2 separate regions of the Homo sapiens genome follow, and region 2 is linked to region 1. Evidence: chromatin loops called from intact Hi-C (ENCODE). Cell type or tissue: endothelial cell of umbilical vein. All regions are shown on one strand. Each heading gives the region's core, and the rest is flanking DNA. Links, peaks and the distances in the headings are about the cores only. Region 1 overlaps NPAS3 (neuronal PAS domain protein 3). Region 2 overlaps NPAS3 (neuronal PAS domain protein 3).

Evidence for each region. Hi-C counts contacts between places; a loop is a spot of excess contacts. Peaks named below come from ENCODE experiments on the same cell type or tissue, not always from the same donor. Only the 100,000 strongest peaks of a DNase experiment are listed, where the experiment ranks them.
Region 2: it touches region 1 in a loop (6-fold over the local background); 1 of 110 quality-filtered maps calls a loop at or near these places.

Annotation. Positions count from the first base shown.
Region 1 is chr14:33,563,077-33,567,478 of GRCh38, reverse strand. The region is part of intron 5 of NPAS3 (neuronal PAS domain protein 3); the gene reads right to left. Among named protein-coding and RNA genes, the nearest start is that of SNORA89, 140 kb to the left of the region's middle. RefSeq lists an enhancer at 2,414-2,943. In endothelial cell of umbilical vein, for the core only: no CTCF peak of the experiment used is centred there; a DNase peak (open chromatin) is centred at 2,518; H3K27ac peaks cover 3,620 bases.
Region 2 is chr14:33,473,527-33,477,928 of GRCh38, reverse strand. All of the region lies in intron 4 of NPAS3 (neuronal PAS domain protein 3), which reads right to left. Among named protein-coding and RNA genes, the nearest start is that of SNORA89, 230 kb to the left of the region's middle. RefSeq lists enhancers at 1-237, 1,803-2,413. In endothelial cell of umbilical vein, for the core only: a CTCF peak has its summit at 2,084 (motif pointing left); a DNase peak (open chromatin) is centred at 2,108.

The DNA.
Region 1 (4,402 bases), core at 272-4,271:
CCCACTTCTGAGAGGACACTAATAAAAAAGGCATCAATTTTCAGCTCTAGTACTACTGTGATCTCTTTATATGTTCGACATCCAACATTAAATTAAAATGCTGTTATAAATCCTACTTTCTGAATCTGGAATGAGTGTTGGGTTTTTGTCGCATGAGACTGCAGCAAATCTTGTCAAAAGCAAGGAAGCACGTCTTGTTCACTCAGAATTAATGTTGTGGATGAAAGAAGGAGGTAAAAGGGGTTGAATATGGTGAACTGAGGGTGTCAGAGGCAGTGGGGACTGAAGCTTCAGGGTGCCACACCAGGCAGGGTATTTGCTGCTTTCAAGAAGTGGCTAATCAAGAATTGTAATTATCAACGACAAGCTGTGTGGCAGGAAGATTACTGATCAACAGACATACACATCCACACATCCATACATATCAACAGAAAAATTCTAGGCGTAAAAAAATTGTCGATTATTACCCTGTGGAAGAAAAATACTTTCCAAACACCAACGGTCCTGAAGAAGCCCTGTGGATTCTATCAAATCTCTGCAAAGAGGCTGCCACTGGGATTCAAAGCCAAATAGCACAGGTGACATGTTTTCTGGGCCTTATGTCATTGTTACATAATTTTAAGGTTATAAGAGAAATACCTTAAATCACTGGATTGCAAGAGAATAATATTGTTAGATACTGACATGTATGACTTAAGACAGTTTCAGAAGGGTTCTATGTAAAGATGACAGGGGAGGGAGGAAAATAAAACACCCTGCAACTACAGAGAAGAAAGAAACTGGTAAGGTTTTTCCACTCTGCTCAAGGTGGCGATGCATTATAGGAGAACATTAGGGATTTTTTCTACTCTTTCTGATGAAAAGATCCCTGCCAATATAGATGATCACCTAAGAACTATGAACTAAAAGGCATTAGGAGCTTCAACAAAGATACAGAGCACAGAGCTGTATTCTTCTGCCTGGCTCGTTCATAATTATGGATGAAATAAAGAGGCGTGTTTGCCTATTTGGAAGGGTGGGGTGGAAGGAAAAGGGGGGAAGAACGAGCAGTTCAATATCTGGATCGAACAGAGGAACTTTTTCCCCCAAGGATCCTGCCGGGAGGAACCTTGACATGCACAAAGTCAGAACGTAGACAAAGTTGCCCTGGTGAGAACGATAAGGTCACCCGTGGGATTGCTGAGATTATCTCTGTCAAGCACTCGGACAGCATGCAGTCAAATGATGCATCATGCAGTCATTTTCGGGGGGGAAAAATCAATTTCTTCACCAGGTCGCTATTTGCTTTTCAAAGTGCCCTTGTAGGCCTTCACCACCAAGCATTTATCAATTTAAATGTTGTAAATTGATAATGTGCCACTGTGCCTTGTACTGTTTCTGAATTATTTTGATACTTATATTTTCTCAATAGTCTCCAAACCCTCAGAGCTTCCACATTCAAAAGGGCATTTTTCTTTGTTACACCCAGAAGTGATGAACTTTTCATGATTAGTGTACAGGAGACAAATGTAGACTTGCTGGTTGGGGTGGCAGGGGGGTGGTCACAAGCTGCAGAAAATTATATATTTTTCTGCTTTTTTTTAAAAAAATTAAGGTATGTCTACTTGAAACGTTTTGAAAAGGGGGGCCATAAAGCAGTATTTGCATTCATTTATTAAAAGAACTCCAGTTATCCTAGCATTGAATACATTTAGAACACCAACTGCAAAAATGCTAACACTTGGCTCCATCATTGTAATCCCTCTGCTGTGTTGAAATAATACCTTTTTTGTCTTTATATTCCAGCTCTTTAGGATGTCATGATGCCAAACAAGAATAATAACTTACAAGGAAAGCTAATGTCTTCTTTTTTTTTTCAACCCCACTAAAGAAATATATATATCTTCTACAAGCAGGGAAGTAAGAGTATTAGCCACATACTAACCTCAACTTGATTTGCATTGAAAAACACAGAATGGAAGAGTGAGCCTTGCACTTTGGAAAAGCAAAAGAAAGACATGGCGGTTGCAAAGCATCTTTAACCTCCAGTGATTTATTGGCCCTCGGCCAAGTTATCAGGGGAATCTAATTCTTCTTTATTATTCAAATAAACCACATTTGGCACCATGGTTCCCTTTCAGAATAGCTTCACAAATAGACTGAGCTCTGTCATTTATTTGACCTTGTACTTGTGTGCTGTAGCTGTAATTTTATTTGCCATTTTATATAACAAATGCAGAGAAATCTAAAATATGGAGATGAACAACAGGATAAGGAAAGGAGTTTATGGCAAATATATCTGCATGGCTTAAAAAAAATACCAAATTTAAAACAACCACTTACCCCCTTTCACCTTCACCTCTATTAACTCTTATTATAATCTGCAGCCACCCTGCCCTTTTCAGCAAGCTGCCTTGAATCAAGCCAATTTGTAACCTTGTCTGCAGCTACCTTCTGGCTGGCTTACAATAGTCAGGAAATACCTTATATAAGGGTGAGGACTTGGTGAGAAAAAGGGAAGTGACTCATTATGTGCAGGAGGGGACTGGAGGCAGTGGGGGGTGATTAGAACACATTTCAAGAGAGGTTTTAGCTGGCACGTAGGGTATTTTCTAATGGTATCACCCCATACAAATGTGTAAATTTCCTGGCTTGCTCTAGATCTCATTTTTGTTGTAAACAGGACCCTATATTAACTTGAATGCACTTTGCTGGGATAGGTGTGCATCAGAATTATCCTGTCTCACCTCACTTTCCAGAAAAAATGTTTTCAGAGGATGTGAGTCCAATTGTATTCTCTGGTTAACTGAGTCTCTCATGTCCTCTGCCTCTGGCAACGATAATGTGAATTTCTCATGAGGGCTTAGAAGAAAATGCAGGATGTGAGTATGGGTGAAGGAAAGCCAGTTTGAAACCCTGTAAACCACCAAACTAGCCAATGCTATTGTGAGGCCTGGATGCGGGAACAGAACATCGCTCTCCGATGGTCTTCCGCACAGCTATGGCTGGCGGGGAATGGGCTTCTGCCTGCTTATGAGATTTGTAATTTGGGTCTTTGTGTTTGCTGTGTAGATCACGACAGCCTTGCTGTGAATATGGACTCCAGTGGAAGCAAATCAATGTCATAATCTACAGGTTAGCTCTTCCAAAATCCTACGTGAGATTTTCAGATTTCAGTCCCAGAAAAACTTTGCCTTCCTTAAGAAACAATGGTTTTTCATTTTTGATGGTTTACTGGATTTCCCTTTTTGCTTTGGTTACCATGAAGCTCATGGTTACATCTGAAACTTTAATAAAGACCATTTATAATAAATGGTCTTTTTATGAGCCTCTTTGTTGTGTTTTCCTACTATGTGGTAACAGTTTACCTACTTTTGCTTATCTCCTTTTCCTTATTCCCTAGTTCTATTTTGACATTATTTTTATCATATGTGTTTATGTAAGCTATTTGAAATCCTTTGTGGAAAGAGGAGAGTATAAGCCAACAAATAAATATTTCTCTAAGCTTTAAATCCTGTATCAACTAGAAATACTTTTTATTTATCATGTAAAGTCTCTTTTGGATTCTTTGGCGATTAAGCCCCTTACATTTTGGAAGAGATTTCATAAACGCTGGCTATATATCATTGCTACATTTTCAGTGTTAGGGAACCCATTCTGTTTTCTTAATTCATTTTCACTTCTGCCTGTTCCATTATAGCTAGAAAGCAGAGCTGTCATGAACAGCTCTGAATGCCATCATCAGGTATAACAAGTTATTCAGTCTCTATGCAAGCCAAACTCAGCATCAGTATGTGGGAATCTTCCTTTAAGATAAGGCCTCTTGGTGAGTAACTGGGCATCATTTTTACACAGGAAAGCAAGTCAACAGTGCATACTTCTATAACCTGAAACCAGTTCTTGGATGTTGTTAGGTTAAATATATACATCTCTCCTCTCTCTCTCTCTCTCTCTCTCTCTCTGTGTGTGTGTGTGTGTGTGTATGTATGTGTATCTGGCAAAGTCAAGAGGACTGTTGAGGAGCTTCAGAAATCATCATCATTCACTCATTCCCATAATTACAACAAGATGAGAATACTTTAAAGAGAATACCTGGCATGCACATGCCCTGGACACCAGGAGCTGTCCCACCCAAGGGAGAGTCAAAGAGAAAATCCGCTCTGGCTGTCTCTATCCCCATGCTACACAACAGAGCTCAGTAGAAGTTTCCCTATCTTGTTTTCTTGTGAGCCAAAAAAGAATCCTAATTCTATCCTGAGCATAAGCTGTTTTAAAGCCACCACATTTATGTACACATTGAAAGAAAATAAAACTGAGGAAGGGATATCTTGAGAGTTAGCAATACAGACATAGCTATGCTCTGTAACAAACTGACATGCTCACAGTCCTCCTGAACAATTTCACTGGACAAGTCTTTGATGAC
Region 2 (4,402 bases), core at 151-4,150, 89 kb after region 1:
GAGCACTCTACTTGGACCAGACTCTGCATATTTTCCAAGATAATGACCACAGAAGAAGCATTAGAGGACATAGTTCCTTTTATTTGTGATTTTGGCAAGTTACAAAAAATAGTGAAGCAAAGCTAAGTATTTCAAAGGATGTCCAATGGCAAACTCTTTTTTTGAAATTCTTAGTGAAAAATTATTACTATGGTAAAACTACTGAGGCTTGAAGGGCTGTAAGGGGCAAATGAACTTGGAGAGACTAAGAAGCTCCGATTTTCTGGCTTTTGGATCCGAAGTGTTTAATCAGAACTAGCAGGGAAACCTAAGTCCAGAAGTCACCCCATCATGGGTCCCAAAATATTCCATAGGCTACTTATATGGCTGTGTGTGTGTGCTGTGTGTATGTGTGCTATGAGTGCATGAGTACGTATGTTCTGTGAATGAGCGTGTTGTATGTGACTGTGTGTTTGTGTGTGTGTTGGGCACATGATCACGTTATCTCTGTTCAGAGTTAGGGATGGACGGTGAGAGCAATGTCAACATCAAAACACAGGAGTCCCAAGTTGATTTTTCCCGTAGATCCCTGTATCATATCCTCTTCTGGGTAGCTTCTCTCTTTCCATAGTGAATCTGGGAAGATATTCCATTACCACAGCAATCTAATGTGTCCACAGTTTGGAAAGAAGAAACTAAAAGGGTTCTGAGAAAAGCATCCTCTCTTTCCACCCCTACCCCCATCACCAAAAGATGAAAGATGGTAAATAGGATCTATTTTTAAAAGACAAAAGAAGCTGAAATTATTAAATCCAGAAGGCAACAAAAGGCTAAAAAGGGTGAATTTATCATTGCATGTGTGTACACAAAGTATTTTTATAAAAAGGGTGTTGACAAACTCTTTTCCACCTCTAAGGAAGACAGAGCAAGATATTAATATTGTAAGATGAATTATTTAAATAAAAGAAAAAGAGAAAGAAGTCCCTGCCTCTTAAGATTTTAGAAAGAGATACTTTGAAATCATGGGCATTTTACTCCAATTCTATTCTCTGTCAAACACTGTCATTTCCAAGTGGTTCCCCAAAAGTCTGTGAGGGTGCAAAATGACTAAAGCAATACAAAGAAAGGCACAGCAGGCAAACTACCAATATATGATGCGGTTCCTGTAGCTCTGAAACAAATACCCCACAAGGTAAAGGGGCCAGGTGGAAAAGCCATGAAAATTGCCATGATGAGAATCCTTAAATAATGAAGTTCCAGTATTTGCTCATTCCCCACATTTTATATTGATGAAACAGAAACAACTGTCCCAAAGTGGGATGGATTTGGAATGAGAAAATGAATAAAAAAATACTCATAAATGTTTAAATTGGGGAATACTAAATTGACAATAGAGGGGTGTATTTTTTCCATTAAGTAGTGTTCAAGTATGATCAAAGTTGTGTAGAAATACCGACATTCAGAGAGGGAAGATTAATATTTATTTGCTTCCACTTCTTATTCTAATGATAACTCTCTACTTAATTGGCCTAGTTAATTTATGAAATCAAATCTAGATCAGTGAAATTGACAAGTAGTCATTGAGGAAAGGATATTACAGTTTAAAAGCATGAAGGATAGCAGTATAAATGATATATGCTATGCTATTAAGCAAGTCACTATAAAGTAAATTACAATGAGCATAGAGGGAATGCATTTTACTGTGTCAAAAACATATTTTTATGCAATGTTCAAACTTTATGTTGAATGGTCAATCTTGACAACAAGATTTCTCTTTCTGACAGCTCATATCTATATTTGGATAAAAACCAACAACGTATTAGAAAGGAAGTAAACTGTACATGGGATATAGCGCTAAGGAAAAACCATCGTTATGTTTGCAAGTCTGTGCCTTTTAGGGAGTCTGTAAGGCACGTCTTATTCTTCACCAGGGAAAGCGCAGCCATGGCTTACTAGTAAATCACGTAGTTTCTCATCAAACGGGAAGTGAGGCTCTAGTCCCATCTCAAAGTGAGGATAGCTATGGTCCTTCTCTGGAAGGCAGAGAAGCCAGGCCAGGCAGCTGGCAGAATTTATTTCACTCTGGTCCATGCCCCCTCTGGTGGCTGAATGCCAGGGTGAAGTAACACAATGAGAAATTGCTTCCCTCTCAGTGGGAGGTGCATTGTTTTCTCTCCCATTCACAAAGGCCCACAGCATTTCCTCAGGCAATTCAGTTTACCTTTAACCCCAACTCTCCAAACCAGAACTAGAAATGCTGTTGTCAAAGAAGACTTCCTCAACAAAACATATAGCAACGGCTTGATGGAAACCAGGAGTGTATAAGGATTTCAGACAGTTCTTGAACTAGTATCTGCTCAAAGATCTGTTTATAAAATTAGGCTTTTTTTTTTTTTTTTTAGATCTTAGTTCTTCCTAGCTCCATGGAAATTTCAGACACATAAAAACTTAAAGTAGGCAAGACTGTGGCATCGATATGCTTTGCACACAGTGAGCACTCAACAGATGTTCTCTAAGTTAAAATGACAAAATCAGACCTATGATTTTTGATGTAAAGAAAAATGCATCAAATTTGTTTTATTCTAATTCTTTTTTAATGTGCATTATTAACTGCATCAATAAGCATGTCAAGTATCCAAACACAACAAAAGGGGAAAATCTTTTATATATTCCATGCCATTATTCTTAAAACTTTCGTGATTAAGATCTATTAACTACAAACATTCTCCAGAATTCAATCTGAGGCCTTCTCTTTTCGTTTTATTTATTCAGAGCTTATCACATTAGATCAAAACTTCTATGTTGATGACTCGATATGTCCTGAACTGATTTTATGTTTCCATCTATGTGGCTTGAAAAAAATTCATTAAAGGTTGAGAGGGTAGGAGTGCATGTCAGCTTCGGAATCAATCAAATCTGTGTTCATTTCCCAGCTAACCCACTCACAAATCACATTACCTTGGGTAAACTACTTAATCTCTCTGAGGCTCAGTTTTCTCATCTACAAAATGGGAAAAATAAAACTTCCTCCTTCACTTGTTGACAGTTTAAATGCACTAAAAATGGGTAAGGTACAGTTAGCATAAGACTACTTGAACTTCATAAGTAATCAGTAAAGTTATTTATTTTTATTTTATTATTGACACCACAATTCATCACAGTTACCCAAACCAAAAACCTAGGCATTGTAATTTTTCCCCTTTCTCTTCACCTCTCACGTTACTAAGTTTTGCTAGTTTAACTTCCTAATCATTCTCAAATTTATACCCTTCTCTTTATCCCTCCTTCCCTGTTCTAGGTCATGGTATGAGCTCTCATTCTCTCTCTCTCTACAAGTAACTTTAAGAAGTTAAATTTGTTTGGTCTAATTAAAAAGCAATCTATTTTTATGCAAAAAGAGTATAGAAATATGTAAAATTAAAGGCGATAGTTTCCTGTAATTTTACCTCCTCTCCGTCCACAAAAGACTTTTGACATTTTTCTGTATATTCTCTTCATTTTTCTTCTATGCATAAAGTAACACATATGTTTTGTATGTTTGTATAGGCAGTTTCCTTGATTATTTTTACTAAACATACTGTAGTTATCTTTCCTTGTCAATATAATCCAGATATATTTCTTTATAATGATCATGTAATATTCCATTTCACATATTTATGGTCAAACTTCTACTCAGTTCATTAATTACAGCATAAATTACTTCTACAAACCTCCTAATAGTTTCCTTTCTAACAGTCTTTTCCCCCTCCAATCTATACCCCATGAAGCAAACAGACTAATCGATCCAAAGTTCAAGCTTGACTCTGTAGTGTCACTGCTTAATACCCTGCATTGATCCTCATTGCCCTGGAGAAAGCGAACGTTCCCTATGGGGTGCAGGATCTCAGTGATCTAGACTCTGCCACCTCACCAGCTTCAGACACTACCATTCCCTGCCTTAATCTTTGCTTGTGATTCCTTGAATAGTACCATATGTTTCTGCTTTCTAGAATGCAGGTGTTGACCAACTTTTTGTAATGGGCCATGTAGTACATATTTGAGGCTTTGTGGATCATATGCCTTCATCACATCTACTTAACTTTGCAATTGTAGTGCTAAAGCAGCCACAGACAACACTGAAATAAATATTGCTGTGGTTCCCATAAAACTTTCTTTACAAAAAAATCAGGCAGCAAGCTAAACTGCATAATTTGACAACTTTGTTTCTAGACAATTTTTCAGTTCAGGTGACACTCCTTCCAGAAAACTTTCTCTCTATTTCCAGTTCTAACTCTCTTCCCATTACACTCAATGCAAGAAGAACACATTGCCTTCTAAAACTGTCGATGTATGTGTTTGGTTTTCTCAGCAGATTATTAACTCCTTGAGGGCAGGACTATGCTTTCTGCCCATCTTTGTGTCTCTAGTACTTACATGCATGACA